2 separate regions of the Mus musculus genome follow, and region 1 is linked to region 2. A link is a loop called in an ENCODE intact Hi-C map of the cell type or tissue named here. Cell type or tissue: heart. All regions are shown on one strand. Links, peaks and the distances in the headings refer to the core of each region. The heading gives the core; the rest is flanking DNA.

Region 1 (10,226 bases), core at 1,032-9,031, 77 kb before region 2:
TGCTATCCTATGCAATATTTCCCTAAGACAAAGTCTCTCTTCCGTCCCTCTCCCGCATTCCTCTCTAGCAACAATAAACAGGGCCCTGGCTGAGGACAGATTTGATTGCCATTGGAGGGTTGGGTCAGAATTATTCTACATCATGCAGAAGCCTGAGTGCCTGCTGTGGGTGTCCTGGCCATGGAGGAGTCAAGCCCATGGAGCCCGCAGAGCCCACGGAGCCCATGGAAGGGAGACTGGGAGGTCCCAGCTGCACATGCGTGGCAGTTGTCAGTAGGTTAAAAAAAATAAAAATGGAAATAATCAAGTTGCAGAGCCAGATGCTTGAGAGAGGAATCATCATGATGCTGTCAGTCAGTGCCGGCCAGAGGAGGAGCAAGGTCCATAAAGTGTTGGAAAGAAATCTGGTCTGTAGTGAAGTCTGCAACCTGGTTTAACCCACTGAGGACTGTTGGGAGCGAGGGACTTGAAAAACAATCTTTGAAGGGTGTTGGCAGCTGTATTGTTGGATTTTCTCTCCCCGGTGCAGAGCTTGCTTGAAGAATCTTGGTGTTTTTGTAGCATACATCAATCAGGTTTGGGTAAAGAAAAATCTCAAAAACATTCCCTCAGATTGACTTTCTTAGCTTGTTTAAAAAGAGAGAAAGAGAAACTTGTACATGCCAGAAGTTGAGGCAAAGGAAATAAAAGGAGAATCATATTTCAGAGAGACACTCCACACAATATGTGAAAGGCTGAAAGTTGTATAGGCAACATCCACAAAGAAGAAACGGAGTGGAGGCTGGCTTGGAAATGATTCTGTGTTTGAAAACATGCTTTGTGAACTGAATGAGGCAGGGCATGAGGGAGCTGCGACCATGGGGGGTGGGGCACTGGTCATCCATAGGTAGAAATATCCCTAGAACACCTTTCCCCTGGTACCAGCATCTGGTGCCACCTATGAGACTAATGTCCTGTGTCAGCTAAAGAGAAAGGATCACTATGCTAATTTAAGTAAATCTAACAGTAGCCCCTAGTGGGGCAAGAACTACTTGGGATGTTGAGGCAGTAGAATTGCAAGTTGAAGACCTGTATTAGATTGGAGATCTTAGTGAGGCCTTATCTTAAAATATAAAGTCAAAAGAATACTAAGACTATAGCTCAGGGGCAGAATACTTGCCCAGCGTGTATGAGGTTCTAGGTTCAATCCCCAGTACTGTCCAGAACAAAACATTATAACCACCACCACTACCACCACCACCAAAAACAATGAATTGGAAGAAACCAGGAATCCTAACTAGCCTGAAAGTTAGGCTCAAGAAAGCTCCCTACCCAGTGGAATTAGGCCCAGGAGGTCTCTCAAGGCAAGGCCTGTAGATCCAAACTGTCTGAGGCTGGACAGCCGCCCACTAGATAGTCAGCACCTGATGCCACACTTTCACAGTTGCCTCAAGAACTTGATTGGTCGTGACTGGGTCACCCACAGGAGAGTGCTGAGCAAAGGAGGGAACTGTGATTTCGAATTGTGACTGCGAATTGTGACTGTGAATCCCAATAGGATTTATGTCCTTTACCCTGATTTGTTATACAGGAACCTGTGGCTTTCTTCCACACGAGGGATACTTATCAGGCTGTACCTGACGTTCACCTGGGTGCCCTCCCCTGGGATGCTATTCCTGAGAAAACTATGTCTGATCTCTTAGGTACAGTGTCCCCTGATCTGCACACTGAACAACTATGGTATCTGTCTTTATTTTTCTCCTCATCCATTATCCTGTGAAACTCAGACATTTTAGTCTGAGCACAGAAACAAGGATTCCATTTGTGGTTGTGAACTTTGAGTGAGCTGGCTCTGTCACTGTACCCAGAGAAGGGGGATTTGAGAAAGGTAGCAATAATAGATTGTATACAAGAAAGTAAGGTACTTGCTAATCATGATGCAAATGACCACTACCTTGCTCCAAATTGCATGCGTCTCTCTTCATTGCCCTCGATGGCTGCTGTTTACAAACCTCCACAGTGATATGGAGTCTATCCTTTGAAGGAGAGAAACTATAACCTCAGTGTAGCTCTTTCCATTGGGAATCAGTTCAAGTCCATGGCTTTGGGGGACTTTACATCTGTGTTTCCAGAGCCATCCCAGCCCTTAAAAGCATGAAATATTCATGCCCACTAGTCTACCTCTAGGATGCACTAGATAGTAAGGAGAGGAGAGCTCTTGATAGCACAGTTGGCCTTCTATATTCAAGGGTTCTGCACACATGGATTCAACTTGTGAAAGAAATGCATTTGTACTAAACAGTTACAGATTTATTTTCTCATCATTCTTTAAACAATATGGTCCAACAGCCACTTGCACGGCTTCCGCATTGTATTATGTGGTATGAGTCATCTGTGTGATTTAAAGTACACAGGGTGGTGTTTGTGGATTGAATGCAAATATGACTTTAGCACCCAAAGGTGGTCTGGGAACCTCTTGATACCAAGATAACTGGTCCAGCTCATGGGACCGTTGCCCCCAGATCTCTGATGAACCACTTGGTAGTAGGAGTAGCATCATGGCTTGGGGGATTCCCTCCTCTGGGTACCGTGTGGAGCAGTGGTTAGCAACCCCACTACAGATGTTTTCTTTCACTGGCAAGCCTCCTCTTCAAAGGCTTTTGTCAAGGGGAAACCTTTTTCTGGGCCTGACCATTATTGTAGAATAAACAGCAGGATTTAGGCTGTGGTTGAATTGAACTTTCCAGAATATATATGAACCTCTTAAAAAGAACATTATTTCTACTTGATGAAATTTTGTATTTGTGGTTACTTTCCTGAAAATGTTAACCTGTGAGGTAATCAAACTGAATTCAATTTTTCCCCCAGTGGAATACACATTTTGCATCTCTGTACATAGATTATTTACATCAGACACGAATTCCCTAAGACTATTCGACCAGGAGACAACTGGTCTTGCAGATATGAACCTGGGTAGCTTATGGGGTGATTTTGACTGTGACATCAGGAGCTGGAATAGTGCAGAGATGAAGGGAGACAAAGCCCAGCTCTGCTACCTACTGAGGTAGGAATTATCAGGGTACCAAGATTTTATGTGTGCGCACACTCTAGTGTGTGCAGACATACGTGTGTGTGTGTACATGGAGCCCAGAGGACAGCTTTTGGTATTCTTCTTCAAGCCTTTTCTTGTTTTGTTACTGTTTTCATTTTTTTAATGTGGGTTTTATGGGTGTTTTGTCTGTCATCTGTCTGTCTGTCTGTCTGTGTGCCATGTGTATGCAGTGTCCTTGGAGGTCAGAAGAAGATGTCATATCTCTTAGAACTGGAGTTACAGATGGCTCTTAGCTTCCATGTAGGTGCTGGGAGCCAATTCCAGGTCTTTTGGAAGAGCAGCTCTTAACCACTGAGCCAACTCTCCAGCCCATTCTTTTGTTACTTCTAAGATGCGGTCTTCATTGGCTTAGAGCCTACAAAGCAGGCTAGGTTGGCTGGACAATGAGCACCCCAGGGTACTACCCATACTGCCTCTGCCTCTGAAGTGCTGTGATTCCAAGGCCATTGCACTCAGCTTTTAAACAGTATTATTTTATCTTTTCAGTTGGTACCGAGGAGCAAACATAGGTCTAGGTGCTTGATGCATTTCACTGCCTCTTGTGTTTCTAATTACAGTCCATATTTGTACTTCACTATCCTCATCTGAACATTAGAGATGGGGATGATAAAATATGGACTTGTGGGATTAACTGAGTGTCTGTGCCAGATACTTCCTGGCATGAGGCTCACACTCACCCATGCTTGTCAGCAGCACCATTGAAGGGGCTGTCACCATTGAAGGGGCTGTGTCCGTTCCAAGAGGCAAAAGAGTAGAACACCAGGGTTCCACTGTTGCTTCCTGGTCATTTTCAGAGAGAGATTTCTTTTGGGGGAGGTAGGGTGGGATTACCTCGATGCATACACATTTCTTCCTTTCGTTATATCAGCAAAGACTTGGAGATGGTTCAAAACCGCAGCGAGGTTTTCCATGTGGCCAGAGCCAGATTTCCTAAGCATCCCTGTCTGATACTGAGGGTAGCAGCTGTTCCGTTTCAGCAGGAGCAGGCGCTTGATTCCGCCTGGAAGATCCGATAAGTGAGGAATCCGGTCTTGCTTCCTGACTCTGCTTGCAGGCTCTGGTCAGCCTCACTCTCAGCTGGGCTGCCTTTTGCTCACACTCCTGGCAGCTTCTGGGCGACCTCTCTTGCTTTCTGGAGGCTTTTGTTGGTGTTTCTTCAAGTGTGGGGGAAATCTTTCAACATGCACAGGGGGAAATGTATACTATGAGGAATCAGGGCATCTACAGAAGGGTTTTGAACACTGTAACCCTGGGCATGCGTTCATGCCTCTCCCAAAAAAAAAAAAAAAAAAAAAAAAAAATCACCTCTTTCAGAAGCAGCTGCTATTTTGACTAACGCTTTGACTCCATACTTAAATGGAATGCCACAGTATGGTCCCTTTGTGCTTGGCAGCCTTTAGATACTCATCTGTGAGATCCTTCTATAAGGTGGACAGAAGGGTTTTTTGTTTTTTGTTTTTCCCACAATGAGTAATAATGTGTACCTTTTCAGCTCTTTGCTGGTTGTTTGTGCTGTTCCTTTTTGTGAAGGGCCCGATGACACTATTGCTCAGTTGTTACACTAGACTGTCAGACTTTACCTGGTTTGGAGATATTCTTTATATATGTTGGATATGAATTCTTTGTTGGATCTTCATTCTACAACTAACTGTCTCTCAGCACATAAGCATCTCACCCTCTAAATGGAGAGACAGACATTCTTAATTGTGATGAAATTGAATTTAGCAATTCAATCTTTTTAAATAGAATGTATATGTGCGTTTATCTGTCTGTGGGCCAGTGCATGTAAATGCAGGATTTCCTGGAGCAGGAGTTATAGACAGTTGTGGGCCGCCCATTGTGGGTGCTGGGAACCACACTCAGGTCTTCTGCAAGGCCAGTATGAATTCACTGCTGAGCCATCTCTTGATTTACCTGTTAGTGGTTTTCTGTCCCATTGAAAACTCTTCTACTAGCTCAAGATTATGATTTTTTTTTTCGAGACAGGGTTTCTCTGTATAGCTCTGGCTGTCCTGGAACTCACTCTGTAGACCAGACTGACCTCAAACTCAGAAATTCGCCTGCCTCTGCCTCCCAAGTGCTGGGATTAAAAGTGTGCACCACCACACCCAGCTAAGATTATAAGATTACTGTCTTAGTTATGGTTTCTATTGCTGTGATGACATACCATGACCAAAGTAACTTGAGGAGGTAGGGCTTTATTTGGCTTACACTTCCACAGCACTGAAGGAACTCAGGACAGGAGCTCAATCAAGCAGAGCTTGAACCTGGAGGCAGGCACCGATGCAGAGGTCGTGGAGGGCTGCTGCTTACTGGCTTGCTCCTTATGACTTGCTCAGCCTGCTTTCTTATCTAACCCATGACCACCAGCCCAGGGAAGGCACCACCCACAATGAGCTGGGCCTTCACTCATCAATCACTAATTAAGAAAATGCCAAATAGGCTTGCCTACAGGTGGATCTTAGGGAGGCATTTTCTCACCTAAGTCTCTCTCCTCTCCAATGACTCTAGTTTGGGTCAAGTTGATGTAACACTAGCCAGCACAATTACTCTCCTGCATATCATGATGGACACTTCATTTGTTTTGCTCTCCACCTTTAGGGAAACAATAATACTGGCATTGGCTTTTATACATAGTATCAGGTGTGCTTCACAGTTAATTTTTCTCTATATGAAATACCTGATTGACCCCAAAACTTTCATTGAAAACATCTTTTTATCTTTATCTTTTGCTATTGTTGCATATGGACACCCATCCAAAGCTCTGTTTCTAGCTACAGTTTTCTGTTCTGTTTTTCTATTTGTCTACACATTCACAACAAGCAGCACTGTCTTAAGTACTGCAGTCTCTTTGCAGTAGCAATTCTCAAGCTTCGTCCTCCTCCAAGGTGACCTTGGCTCTTTTTGTAGACTTGTACTTCTATGTACCTTAAAGATTTTAAAATTGTTTTTATTATTTATGCCTGTATGTCATGTGCACATCTGCAGTGCTAGCAAAGTCCAGAAGAAGGCATCAGATTCCCCTAGAACTGGTGTTATAGCTAGCTGTGAGCCAAATCTCTGTAAGAGCAACCAGTGCTCTTAACTGCTAAGCCATCCTCAGCCCTTGAGAGAAGCATTTTTAAACATCAAAGTAATCTATAGTTTATTGACTGATGACCTTACCTTTTAGAAGGAGGGAGCAAAGAGAATTGTGGGACATTTACCAAGTATCCAACTATCCTCTCTACCAGTTGCCTGGAATTCTGCATTACATGTGGCTTGGGGTCTCTGCGAAGGACTAATGGAAGGATTAGGGGAGAGGCTCCATCTATGCAGCCATGCTTGGTGCTTTAGGTCACTCCTGCTCCTGCCCCAAACCCCTCACCCATTGCTCTGTAAATCAGCCCAATAACTCATTGGTTTTCCCAGAAAGAACTTCCACAGAATCATATCTTGGTTTGTCATTGAGACCTTAGGAGGAGGGGAAGTGGAAACGTAAGGATTCTTTGCTAGCGACACACATGTATTAGTCTGCCTTACATTGCATAGTTGAGATGCATTTGTCAGGACTCCATGGAGAGAAATGCACCAAAAATTCCTGGTGCTGTGCTGCAGTTTCTTGCTGCTTCTGTAGACTTGGGTTGATTGGCAGAGTGATGTCATCTGAGGCAAGACACATGCTAAGGAAAGCAGGTGGAGGACATGTGATGTTTGGAGGGTATAAATAGGACTCAATGGACAGTGATGGGGCCTGAGCTATGCTTGCTTATAGAGCTAGCTGTGCAATGCTTGTGCGTCTTGCATCTTCACTGAATCTTCACTTCGCCAAGAAAGGCACAATTGAGAACTTCTCCTGGCATTCCTCCGGGTTCCTTCTGCTGACTTGTGCCAAGGCTGAGGCCTGGCTGTCCCTGCTAGATGGTGCCACTGCTGCTGATTCATGTTTTCTGTCCTAACTTTACTGAACTGGACTGCTGGTGTATCCGTGAAGTGTTTGTGAGTGGATCTAGCTGCCACAGGTCCACTTCCTCAGTATCCACAGGTCCACTTTATTTTTCACTACCTCTGGTGGGTGGTAGGCTACAAGGGAGGTTAAAGCATTTATGAACTATCATTAAAATAGGTTATGAATAAATTAGAGTTACTGGGGAGATATTGTTTACCTCTGCCTCTCAGAGGGAAGGAATTTTAGCAACATTCCCATCCCCAGAGTGATTAAAGTCTTGACTCTCTGGGTTACCACCCAATGTTGGACCTGTTGGGAGTGGTTGGACCTTAGAGGTCCTGGGCCAGTGGGTAGTTTTCCTGACTCTATAGTAGTTTCTAGACAGAGTTGTTATAAAAGCCTGAGTTTGGCTCTACCTGGATCTTTGTGGCTATCTGTGTCAAGAAGTAATTCAGCCAAGTGGTAGCTTTGGCCAGCCTGTGCTATGAAGCTTGGAGTTTCATATTTAAGGCTATAAGCTATATATTCCTCATCTGTAGTCTATGTCATGTGTTTGGCTATAGTGACTCACAGTCAAGTGTGGTGGCTCATTCCTATAATCCCAGCACTTGAGAAGATGAGGCAGGAGAACTGCTATAAGATTGAAGCCAGCCTGGACTACATAGTAAATTTCAAGCCATCGGTGGGCAACAAAGTGATACCTTGTCAAATACTAAACAAACAAACAAACAGGTAGATAAATATATGATGATAGATAGATTCTTTTATTGAAATCAATACCTATTGAAATGTAACTATACATTTTACTCCTTTCTTACCCCGTCTCACACTGTGCTGCATTTGGCTGAAAGATGATGTTTTTTAACTAATTCTTACCTCTTTCAGTGATGAAGGCTGATCAGTAAAGCGTATTGTTAATCAGGCATGGCTGCACTAATGCCCCCTAAGAATTAACCTATGGTCCTGTGACTGATCAAGGACAAGTATATATTTTCTTTGCTTGTGCATCTGTGGGTCAGTTGAAATCTGGCTGCTTCTGGTTAGGCTTGGCTCCAACTGTTAGTCAGATTTGGGTCTGTTCCATGGGTCTAGTTCTGTGAGCAGCAGGACCTTGGAGCAAATGCTTTTTATAGCAAATCATGGGAGCTTGAGAGGTTGAGCCAAACTGCAACCCCTGCCCCCACAAACTATTGATGACTTAGTGATGGATGAAGGAAGTCATATGGCCAATCCAGGAGGCACCAAAACTCAGAACCTTGGCCGTATTTATATGTGTTCATCCCTCCCCTCTAAGTACCCAGCAGTAACAGCACCCAGTGAATGTTTGACCTATCAGCTGACAGATCTCTGCTTCTTCCTTCAGAGAGAGGATACTTTACTGACTGTTGGGGGGGGGTGAATGGGTAGTGAGAAGCCTGCTGGGTCCTCTGAAGAACACACTGGTGTGCTGGCCACAGGGGGCAGCCACAAAAAGGGTGCTTAGCATTGGCAAAGAGCAGAAGGAAGAGCTGGGAGCTGCTCTCAGCTTTGGCTTTTGGCCCAGCCCAGCACAGGAGGGCAGGGGAGAAAGGAGAGAAGGTAAAGATCTCCTGAAACTCTGCCTGAACCAGGCCAAGAAGGGACATGATGACTTTAAGAGTCTGTGTCTCTTTTTATCCCTCTTCCCTGTCTCCCGGGCCTGGCTCTCACTTCTCTTTTCAAATGTATCCCAAGAGGGCTAGCCAGAGCAATGGGACCTGCTGACCTCTCATCCTCCATCTCTAGAGAGTAATCGAGTAAGCTTTGTAGAGGATAAAAACCCTTACCTGTACTGGATAACCAGAAGGGGGCGCTCACAGGGACCAGAGCTGCAGTGGGTGGATGGGTGGGTGGGTGGGGAACTCCATGAGGTAATGCAGAGCCACATCCACTGACAGATGATGACCACAAGCTTCACCAGTCATCAGACCAGAAAGCAGGAAACAGCAACAAGTAACCTCTAGTGCACTGGTAACACACCCACAAACACAGGTATTTAAAGAAAACAGTCCTCGGGGGAAAAGCATCAGACTCATACAGGAAAATCAGTGACTCAGGGAAAGTGTTCACAAGAAAGCATAGAACCAGATGTGATTAATTGGATACAAGTGATCGATACATGTTCTTACAGCAATTTTCAAGTTAAAAGTACCCCCTAAAACTATAGATTAATATGAAGCACAAGTAAAACTGTCCAGGAAGGTAAATGTGGATGCTCTTGAATGTCATTCCAGCTCTTGGGAAAGGATGAGACAAAAAGATTGCCTTGACTTCAAGGTCAGCTCCGTCTACATAGCAAGTTTATCCAGACTGCACTGAAAAGATGGAGACTATCTCACAAAATAAGTAAGTAAAATAACATTTCCAAGGGGAGGGGAGACAAGGGGAGAAGGGAAGAAAAGGGAAGGGAAGGTCTTGCACGTGCCCTACTCGACCAGCGAGCCCAGAACTGGTGCTGCTTATATAGGCCTAGGAGAGGCGTGTCTCACACCCGGATTGGTTATGCACTAAGCCTCATTTGCATGTTCCTCATCTGATTGGCTACTCTCTCTCTCTCTGTACCTCACAGAGCCTCATTATCATACCTCATTTGCATGTCTCACATCTGATTGGTTATACTCCCAAAGCCTCATTATCATGCCTGGGTCAGGCAGTGTCTTTGCAAAAAACTTTACTGCATATGTACACATTGGTTGTTTGTCCAAACTTATGCGTGGTGGCCAGCAGTAGTCAGTGCCACTCTGCAACGGCACATGTGGCTTCCCACAGGAAGAGAAGGCAAAAATATCCCAGTGTGGACGTAGTGGTGCACACCTTTAACCCCAGCACTCAGGAGGCAGAGGCAAGCCTAGATCTGAGAGTCTGAGTCCCAGCCTGGCCTACATAGCATGTTCCAGAACAGTCAGATCTATATAGTGAGACCCTGTCTCAAAAAAAAAAAAAATCCCAGTGCTTACATGGAGGATATCTCTCTATGAATTATTGGCCAGGGAGCTCCCAGAGGCTGACAGAACAATATAGCCTATTGCCATTGTTTTGGGTTATCCACCGGAGAACTAGACAGTAAGACCTGATTGCTAAAGGTATCACATACTTTATGTGCAGGACTCTTAAGAGTCAAATTGGAGCTTAGTTGATTAGAGGTGCTGGCTGCCAGAGGAGAAAAGATAGTAACAGTCTTAAACATCC
Region 2 (10,226 bases), core at 728-8,727:
TGCTCTGTGTAGTGGGACTGTGCCCCTCCACCTGTGGTCCACAGGGAACATGGGAACATGGACTACCTCGTCCATCATGTTCTGCATCAGATCCCATGGAAGGGCACTGATGGTCACCCTGGGTCCCTGGGCCATAGCCAATCCTGCTGGTTAGGAATAGATATGTCTTCTTTCTGTCCTGCTTACCTGAAAGCCCTATTATATGTCAGCCCGAAGACAAGACTACATTTAGCAGCTAGGAGAGACCACAAGGCCTACTTCTGGACGTGGAGATACTTACCACGTAGCCGCTTCAGCAAAGCCCCACAGCAGTGGGGATAGGGCTGGGTGTTATATACACTACATATAATTGTTTGGCCCTTGCTCACTTTTCTCTTTTTTCCTAATAGGGAGACGACAGAACCTTACCTCCTCCTACTGTCAAGATGAAGAATATAGATTCTTCATCTACTGGAGATTCAGCAGCTGTTTGGGTATGTGGAGTCATCTAGGGAAAGGCAAGTTCCAGATGGTAGATCAGAAAGACAAGTGCCTGATCATATCCTGGGGCTGTCCCACCGCCCACACGGTCAGTGCCAGACTTCTCCCTAACTTAAGTCATCACTGCTTTTGTTCAGTCATGGGCAGGCTGACCCAATAAGAGGTGGGAGTGAGAGGCACAAGAAGGAGAAGGGAAGGGGAGAGGCCCGGGAAGGGGTGCTATTAGATAAGAATATTACACGTCTACAATAAAGGCCTTTGCTGGTACTGACTAATGGACTTCATTTTCAACCACTAACCTGAACCTTTAAGCTCACCAAATGCTGCGATGAGGGTATTCACGGGAGCGTGCCTGGCCACCGTTTACACGGCCTGAGTTTACGCGGGTTACAGGCCCATCTTCAAGGCCACTAGGTTGGGAGCCCAGTTCCAAACCCTAGTTTCTTGGATTCAAGGACAACCCCTTCTACCTCCACCCCACCTACACTCAAGATGCTATGCAGATGTGAAAGCCAGAGAGTGGTCTTCTCAGAGCTGTGGCTTTGGGTCACTGCAAAAGTAAAAGAAGCCATTCAGAGAAGGCCGGGAAACCTGGGGATGGGGGTGGGGGTAACCAGGGAGAATGAATGGAGATTTCAAGGCCTAGAAAGCAGGGGCTGGGTGGGGGAGGGGAGGGTGACCCTCAGGGCCCACAGTGCTTCCCCAGGCACCTCCTCTCAGGCCTGGAGTCAGAGTGGCCTTGCTTAGGTAAGAACTAAAACTCTCTTTTCCACTAAAAGCCCTCAACGATTAATAGGAATGAATTTTGGCAAAATCAGATTAGATGGAATCCAACCATCTGCCAGCCACCCCACACAGCAAGTGTGATTTCCTCTCAGTGCAATTAAAACAGAGTTCTTGAGAGAAGTATGCCTTGGAGGTACATTCGAGGGAGTCATTAGGGCCATTATGAACAATGAGAACTGAAAATTAAGCTAATATTGCTAAGGACTCATCTAGAGGTTAAGATGCTGTTGTCTCAGAGAAGAGGATCCATGCCATCTCAAGGCAGTCTGCATCCGACCAAGGAGGTTCTAGATGTTCTTTTAAAAAGATAGTTTTGACAGATTAGCCTATACAATTTGGTACTTATATCATGTCATGGGAAGGCATTGCGAGATATTGGTTATAACTGAGAGAAGCTGCCCACATGCTTATCTGTCAGTCCCAAGTAAGAGTTGCAACTGCCCTCTTAGAAACTGGGTTACTTTACTTTTTTCCTGTTTCAAAACTACAGTCTGTCTTCACTGAGCCAGAGATGCCTAACCTGAACAATAACCTCAGACCAGAGCTATGGTGTCTGCAGGGCTAAAGGAAACCCGGAACACTGACTGGTGGGCGATGTCCTGGTTGATAGTGAGCTCCTAACGCTGTAACTCATCCATAGGCCAACAAAACCGCGAGTTACACACAACAAGGGGCAGCTACAGCATCCAAATGGGGTATTTGATTAAGATAAAAATCTCATTATGTAGTCTAGGCTGACCTTGAACTCACAAACCTCTGGCCTTTCTCTCTCCAATACTTATATAGGTGTGTAGTACCATGCCTAGCTTCTGCCATTTAACTGGATGTCATTGTTCCTCAAAGTGCCACGTATCCATTTCCTTGATGCTGCGTTGGAGGGTGCTGCTTGTAGGTGTGGCTCCCTCTCTTTTGGCTGAGCTCACCCTGATCCCAGCTACTTACCGCCAAGCTGTGTCTAGGGTCACAGAGGCTGCCAGGTCAGGTACCTGGTCACCATGGCCTCCTGAGCCTTGGCCAACATGCCCCACCCTGTTTCTGTCTGACGGGAACTCCTTGGAGTCCTGGCCAGTCAGCCTCTTCTGCCTTCTTGAAACCTCCAGCCCTTGGCTGTGAGCCCTGGCTTTCTTGGTTCTCCTCCAGGCTCACTGGCCAAGGGTCCAAACCGCCTTGCTCATCTTTCATCTCTATGTGTCTCTCCCCTCCAGGCCGGGCCTTTAGATCACCACCTCTGAAATCTTCAACACAAACCTACTCCTGGCATTTAAAGTCTACCAACATCTTTATAAGCATCTCCACGTGACATCTGATAGGCAAAGCCAAACAGCAGCGGAAACGGAGCCGGTGTTCTTGATGTCTTCCTCACTTGGACTGTCTCCTCCCTCAACTCCCTCAACCTTCCTCCTCTTAGCAGGTGGCACCACTCTGCTCCTCAACCCTAAAGTCCAAGAGTTCTGTTGGAGTAATCTGTACCTACCACTGGGCTACCCAACCCATCCCACACCTCTGACTGCACACATTGCTTGGATTCCATCACCCTCATCAGACCCAAAGTGGAGGTGACCAGACTCCCATGTGCTCTGCTTTTAGCAAGTGTTATCCTTGGAAAATTCCAATCAGACCCCTCCACTCTCATATAATCCAGCCTGTCTCATGCTATCTTATTCCAGCAGGCACAGCAGCCCAGCCCCTTCCTTGCCTCCTTCCCCAGCCCCAGGCCTGTCTCAGCAGCCCACTCATCTCAATGGCTTTGACTTTATTAGCAATTTTTCACACTGACCACATCATGATCTCGAGTTCGTCCTGTGTGCTTATTTTCTGTCCTATCCCTTGAGAATACAAGCTTCCTGAGCACAGGGGACCTTCCCTCCCGACCCCACCCCCTGCTGTTTCCCAAGGCTCAGCATCAGAGCCTGGCATCTGGACCACATTTGTTGAGTCTGTGAATGACTGAACTCCACACTTCCTGTCCTTTGCTCTCAGTACGCTGCCATTGTCTTCACTACTGTCCGCATTGTTAAATAACCGTTTGTGGTCGTGCATTTTATTCATAGGCTCTGAATTTTAACAAGAGGTTACCTCTTTAGTGTGCAAGTCGTCTCTTTGAGCCTAGACTTTTGGTTGTGGCCCGTGACTCAAATACTATACTGGTAGGAAAACTTTCAACAGCAAACCACACACATTGTCAGAGGCCAGCTTTGACCTGCTCAGTGGTATAAGAGAACAGAGACACTCACCACAGTTACAGACCCTGGAGTTAGCTTTTCATTTTCATACAGAGGAAGGAACTACCATTGTCTGGATTTTGCAAATGGGCCAAGTATATCGGTCTTTTAATGATAACCAGTTATGGTTTGTATTGAAAAGCCCTCCCCTCATATATTTTGCTGTTCTCGGAAGTCTGGGCAGACTGTGCTAGATAGCCTGCTCAAACAACACGATGTCCTGGAGGAGCTGGACTGGTGTTTGGAGGCTTTAGAGGACAATGTACTTGCAAGCTGTTGCCAAGGCCAAATCCTCCGTCTCCTTAGGACTGAACATTCTCAACCTTCCTAGCCCTGCTACTCCTTTAATAAGCTCCTCATGTTGTGGGGAGCCCCAACTGGAGATTATTTCCATTGCTACTTCATAACTGGAGTTTTGCTACTGTTATGAATTATAATATAAATATCTGTGATTTCCAATGGTCTTGGTTGTCCCCTGGGAAAGGGTCATTTGACCCTCAGAGGGGTCTTGACCTATGAATGGATGAGTTTCTTCCCTTGCCCCTGTACCCCCAAATTCTCTCTCCTCCCTGCCTATACTGTTAGCTTTTCCCTAACCTGTTTAAGAGACTCTCTGGCACACATATCTGCTCTTACGTATGCTGTGTTAAGATTCTCTGATATACTGAAATGTACGTTTCAAAAGTGAAACCTCTGCTTTTTTTTTTTTTTTTTTTTTTTTTTTTTGGACAGTGCTGACTTTTGGGGGCAGGGAGGGGTGGGCAAAGATATCAACAATCACAGCAACCCTACCTGGCCTCACCAGAGGCTGCTCAGTGGTACATGGGTTCCGCTTTCTCTGGAGTACTTCTCATAGTTCAAAAAAGCTTGAAGCTGCGGAAGACAGCCCCGCCCTCTGCATCATTCAAAAGAAAACTCAGACATAGAGGCGGGCTCTTGGTTCTTGCATGGAAACGTTCAGGATTCTTTCAAAGTTAGAGAACCATAACTTTGTTTTTTACTCCTTGGTTCTTTTATTCATGTGATTTAGCCTAGCAAGACTAAGTCACACATGCTAACAGCCAGCTCAGAATAGATATAATGATTTTAGATCAAAACTCTGTGCAGAAAAAAAAAAATCATGGACTGAAATAGGGGATATCAGGGCCAAGCAAACTCAGATGCCTTAAGGAAATAGCAAAAATGGGTTCTTCCCTCTTCTGTGGACGGCCAGCGTGTTACAGCACCCGTGTGCATGTGAGATCTCTGCCTTTTATTTTCAGTTACCCCCAAGTCTCCTAACCAAAGCGTCTCCTCCCTGATGAGGGTGATCACTGGCTACAAGCCTGGGGCTTCCACACCCAAGGTCTGGGAAGCTGCTCTTTCCGGAAGGGTGGTAGAGACCCTGGGAACCAGACCAGGCGGGCTCACAAAGTATGAAGAGAATGTCGGGAGAGGAAGTGGTGGCTCTGAGTCAGCACGAGTCATCTGGTTCCAGTGACAATGAAGACTGAGGTGTCTGCTTTGCAGTTTTTTTTTTTCTTTTCTTGTCTTTTTTTTTTTTTTTCCTAATCATGTGGACATCTCTGAGAATGAGGGGACTGGGTGACTTTGCAGTGTCTGCTTTCTAAGTTTCAAAGTGACTTTCCAGGCAAGCTGCGCATATCTTGGGATCTTCACAGCACAGTGGCTGGGAAGGCAGGCGGACCCGTCTATCAGCTTCTCCCTGGTGAGTACTCTCAGTCAAAGATGTTTTCCGTGCACCTCTGAGCTGTGACAGCTGCTGTGTTCTGGGGTAGACACTGCTTCTCCCAGACTTTGAAGGTTTTGTGAGGTCAGAAAAGTGGCTCCCTCTGCCTCCAGCCCACCTGTTGTGTCTGTTGCGGGACTCTTGGAGGAAGTTTCTGAGCTGTGCCTTGTGGATGGTGGCTGTGTGTTATGCTGTCTCAGAGGAGAGCGTGAGGCTTGCCTGGGAAGGAAGCCACCACGGATTCCTAGCTAGAAGCTAAAGTGAAGGTCAGAGACGGAGGTGGGTGAGTTTGTGTTAACTGGGCACTGAGGTTGAACTAGTTTCCGCTCCTAAGAAGCAGAAGGAAGAGCCAACCCCGGGGGCAGCTTCTGGTCTCTGACTCAGGCAGCCAGGCCTGAGCTGTCCAGCTTCAGGGCAAGAAGTATGGCAGCGAGGCAGAATTTTGTCTTTTCTCTGAACACGCTACATCCCGTGCTTCCCTTTAACGCTCCAGGTGGAAAATGTGTTCAAAAGCAGAAAGAAAAGCCACAGGCTAGGGACCAGGAAGGGCATGGTGGAAGATGGGGGAAGGGAGTGGGCTGAGTTACTGCTATTCTTACAAACATCTTTACTGTCAAATAAACAGTTACAGTAACTGCTGTGCCACTTTTAAAGCAAATCTAAAAAGCGGTCATTTGCTTAAAAAGCTGCATAGCAGGCTGCAGGGAAGACAGGAGCCTGTTCTGAGCAACTCACTGGGGCGTGTGGGGCTTCCCGGGTTAAGAATGAGTCAGCAACCTAACTGAATGAGCCCTGAGAGCAGCTCCATTCACTCTGAGCGTAACAGGAGTTTGCCGGCTCGGGTCTTTGCATGATATCAGCATTGCCTGGCCCTCTGTGAAGAGGATAGTCACACACGTTCAGCTTTCTCCTGGAATGTACCTGAGAGGTCTCTTGGCTGTCTCCTTGTCAGGAATACTGTGTTCGGCTTCTTCAGCATGCCTGGGCTGATGACAATCATTTTGGGTCCTGCCCCTGACCGAGCACAGAGTTTGTTAAACGAACTCTGGGGTGCAGGAAGGACCAGGGTAGTCTAGAGCCGCAGTCGCACCCCACCCTTTGAAATAGTTCACACCCTTATGATTGGGAGAATCGGGTGAGACATGAATTTTGAAGCTGGCTTCCACAAGAGGCAGGCACTAACTTGGCTTAAATAAATCAGAGTGCAAGCTTCAGAGAAAGAAAGCCTCCAAATACCTTTGAGAAGAATTCCTATCCTAGAGCAGTTCTATACACGGAACCCAAGGAGTCGCCAAAGGCTTCACAGGTCAACACAGGGTTTGAATCTTTTCCTGGCTAGTTCTGTGGCTCTGCCTGAAGATTGTTTATCTGTGTTTAGATAACTGTGGGTGGGTCCCAGCTCTCTGGGGCCACACCCTGAAGCCACAAAACTTGGATAGCAAGATTAAGATTGGATTAGAAGGGAGGCCAGTGGGCCCCAGGTCCTGCTGACCCACTTCTGGAGACCTTGGACTTCTAGATCATTGTTCATCTACCCCCGCGCAAGGGGCCCAAGGAGTTAGCACCTGCCAGGAATTCAGGAAAGGGCCTGGATGGAGGCAGGACTCCAGTATCTTACCTCTCCCTGGTCCACTTAGTTTCCAGTCCTCTGAAGGCACATAGTTTGCATGTTTGTAGTTGGCCACAGGACTTTTACAGAAAGTGATTGACAAGCCAGAGGTAGCCAATAGAGAGAGCCCATCATTCCTAGTTGGTTTGGTGCTCTTGGTAAGTAAGCTGTCCAAGTAACCAGAGAAATGCCACGTCATGGGATCAAGAATTGTGGCACAGTATGTCTGTGGGCTGAGCACACTTACATGGGTTCCCATGTCGTCACATATATGCAGGTCACAGCAGTGAGCCTATCGCTGGGTTTTGTGTCTTCAAACCTCATGTGAGGATTGCTGGATTATGGCTTGGTGGTGTTGTGTTTTGTTTTAGGCATTGATTTTGATCCGTCATATAGAGGTCAGGCAGTCATGTGGATTCTGACAGCCAATGGCCTCTTACCATAAGAAATAGCAGGGATGGACTGACGGGTCTCTTAAGTAATTAGAAGAGAGTTATTGAACAAGGCAGGAAAAAGACTAAGGACAAGTGTGAAAACGGGTGCCCGAAACCACAGTTTGTGCATTGAGGGGGTGGCTCCATGGTAAGTAAAGAGCGTGACGTGCAAGCAGCAGGACCTGAGTTCAGACTACCAGGACCCAGGGAAAGATGTACACGGTTACCTTTGTAACCTAGCACTGTGACAAACAGAAAGTGCTTCAGACTTGATGACAGTGGAAGTTGCCCAGAATCCTGCTGTCATGGTAGGCTCAACCTGGGACTAACCTGGGACTTGTGGCCCTGTCTCCTCTTGTCTTCATCATCATGGGATATCTGCCCTGAGACATTTTGTGCAGAGGTCTCCACAGCACAAACTCTGTCTGCTTCTGGTGGAAGTGCTGTGAGAGCTTGAAGGTCCTGCCTGGTGTCCTGCCTTCCTCACTGTGGAGGAAGAGTGAGACTCTTATGACTGTGAACCTTGGGAAGACCTTGGGGTATATACCAGTTGCCAGGAGATACTGTCACCAGGACAGGTATGTCCTCAGAGATGTCACCAGCCTCTTGCATCTGTTCTGGGCTCCCTAGCCCTGTGGTATTTCATCAAGAATGGATACTGTCCTTGAAACAAGGTCTCTTTGAGGTCTCAATCTATAGCAGGCTCTGCACTCACCAGGGTCATGCTTATTAGGCAAATGGAGACTGCTTCTTGGTCCTCTCAGGAAACTGGGTTTTAGCTGTCATTATCACTCTAACCTTCCTCATCCTCCCCATCTCCCTCCCCATCCCCCTCCTCCCCTTCCTCCTCCTCCTCCTCCTCCTCATTATTATCAACATTATTGTTATCACCATAACCTTCCTCTTCCTCTCCATCTTCCTCCCCACCCCCTCCTCCCCATCTTCCTCATCATCATCATTATTATCAACATCATTGTTATCACTATAACCTTCCTCGTCCTCCTCCCCTTCCTCCTCCTCATTGTTATTATCAACAACATTACAAAAGTACAGTTCCCATTTTATTCAGCCCAACCACACTTCATGGGCCCTTCATTTAACTCCACAACAGCCCTCAGGACCAAAGGAAGGGGGCAGTTACTTGCCTTACTCAGTGTCTCAGTGAAGGTGCCAGAGAGACACTACCCATCCATTCAGCACAGGAAAATGAGCAGGAGCAGGCAGCCAATAGGGCTTCCTGTGTAATACGCAGGGCCATCTGGGCCAAAGGTCAGGAAACCCAGGCCCCTGAGACATGGGCCTGCTGAAGGTGGCACAACTTGATTTGGTGCTGTTGTTTTCCAGCTGAATCCAGTGACAATTGTCCCTTAACTCATTTAGATTCTTGCTACTTGAAAGTGATTGTGAATGGAAGACACATCATACTGAAAACATTAAATAAGCCCCCAGAGACCCAAATGAAGCAGTGTGGCATTTCCTTACCAACTCCAAAGTCTCAAAAGCCAGCCACATTCTCGTGCCCACCCTCGGGGGCCAGAAGGAGCTAGGGTCATTTTGGTCTTTGAGCTGTCAGTCCTGTGTGCAGTGTTTAAGCTCCAGGAGCTGAGACTGGCCTGGCTGTGTTAGAGCATTGTGGATGTAATGTGTGTGTCTTAGTTAGGGTTTTACTGCTGTGAGCAGACACCATGACCAATGCAAGTCTTATAAAGGACAACATTTAATTGGGGCTGGCTTACAGGTTCAGGGTTTCAGTCCATTATCATCAAGGCAGGAACATGGCAGCATCCAGGCAGGCATGGTGCAGGAGGAGCTGAGAGTTCTATAACTTCAACTGAAGACTGCTAGCAAAATACTGGCTTTCAGGCAGCTAGGATGAGGGTCTTAAAGCCCACACCCACAGTGACACACCTACTCCAACAAGGCCACACCTACTCCAACAGAGCCACACACTCTCATAGTGCCACTTCCTGGGTCAAGCATATACAAACCATCACAATGTGGTTGGCACAGTCGTGGGTCCCCAAAGCTACTCTAATAGCAGGAACCTGAGGGCCCTTCTCTGGGTCAAGGGCAGGGATCCTCACAGGTTCTGGCTGGATCCTGGTTCTCAAAGAAGAGACAGCAAGTTTGAAGGAAACTGGTTCACAGGAAGGAGAGGGGAGCCAGTGATCAGCTGGTCTCATAGGATTCTTTCTGATGAAAAGCTGGTTGTCCTTTGTATAGCTTGAGAAGTGAGAGAGGCAGTATCTCTAATCTAGCTTGGGTTCCCAGCTTATCTTTTGCTTTCTAGGTTGAGTACATGCAAATGGGGACTTCTGGGACAGGAGGGGCAGGGTGTTACTCTGCCCTGGGAAAATGCATAATGTTAAAGGTAGAGAACTTTTGTTAATGGTGGCAGAAGACATATATTCCCATTGCACTAGTAATTTACAGTGTATGAGGGCTGCACAGACTCCTGGCAATTCAGCTGGACATAAAGCAACATTTATTAAATATCAGTGGCTCCCAAAGGAGCCAAGCTCACTTGCTCTCAAACGGCTAACGGGTTCTGTTCTCACAGTTGTACTGTTCTTGGGCAGGAAGTGATTCGTCCTGGGAGAGCCAACAAGGCAGGCGGCTCTTCCACTGCTCGGTTCCGTCATCCGTAGCACTGGTGTCCCTTCTCCAACTTGTCTTATAGTTTCAGGAAGGCTGCTGAAGCTCTGGGAATCATCATTGCATTGACAGGAGGAAGTGGGGAGGGGAAAAAGTTAATCTTATGGGTGTCAGCATCCTTTAAGGTTTCCCTAAAATCCTCAGCAAACATGCTCGACTGAATTTTACTGTCACTGTCTACAAATGCATAGGTGAAAGAAGATGGGGGGGGGGTGAGACTCCCCAAAACAGGGCTCACAAAAAGAGGACAAGGGCTCCTGTCGCATTCATATCATATGGCTCTCTCTGGCCCCAGAGGTGATGGGGACCCA

What was found. Peaks named below come from ENCODE experiments on the same cell type or tissue, not always from the same donor. Only the 100,000 strongest peaks of a DNase experiment are listed, where the experiment ranks them.
Region 1: it touches region 2 in a loop (2.3-fold over the local background); 6 of 42 quality-filtered maps call a loop at or near these places.

The regions. Positions count from the first base shown.
Region 1 is chr2:128,501,638-128,511,863 of GRCm38, reverse strand. It overlaps Gm39928 (a long non-coding RNA gene), which reads left to right. Exons shown (of 3, transcript XR_866723.3): 2 at 9,272-9,383. Among named protein-coding and RNA genes, the nearest start is that of Gm39927, 15 kb to the left of the region's middle. In heart, for the core only: a CTCF peak has its summit at 8,804 (motif pointing right); DNase peaks (open chromatin) are centred at 4,083 and 8,173; H3K4me3 peaks cover 664 bases; H3K27ac peaks cover 1,935 bases.
Region 2 is chr2:128,424,064-128,434,289 of GRCm38, reverse strand. Morrbid (myeloid RNA regulator of BCL2L11 induced cell death) reads left to right here and starts at 4,939. Exons shown (of 3, transcript NR_028589.1): 1 at 4,939-5,196. It overlaps Gm36154 (a long non-coding RNA gene), which reads left to right. Exons shown (of 3, transcript XR_374969.3): 2 at 390-473; 3 at 2,472-3,493. Gm14010 (predicted gene 14010) reads right to left here. Exons shown (of 3, transcript NR_166620.1): 3 at 9,723-9,962. It overlaps Gm29010 (a long non-coding RNA gene), which reads right to left and starts at 580. Exons shown (of 6, transcript XR_374966.3): 1 at 409-580. In heart, for the core only: no CTCF peak of the experiment used is centred there; DNase peaks (open chromatin) are centred at 2,299, 4,369, 4,869, 5,239 and 2 weaker places; H3K4me3 peaks cover 2,414 bases; H3K27ac peaks cover 3,290 bases.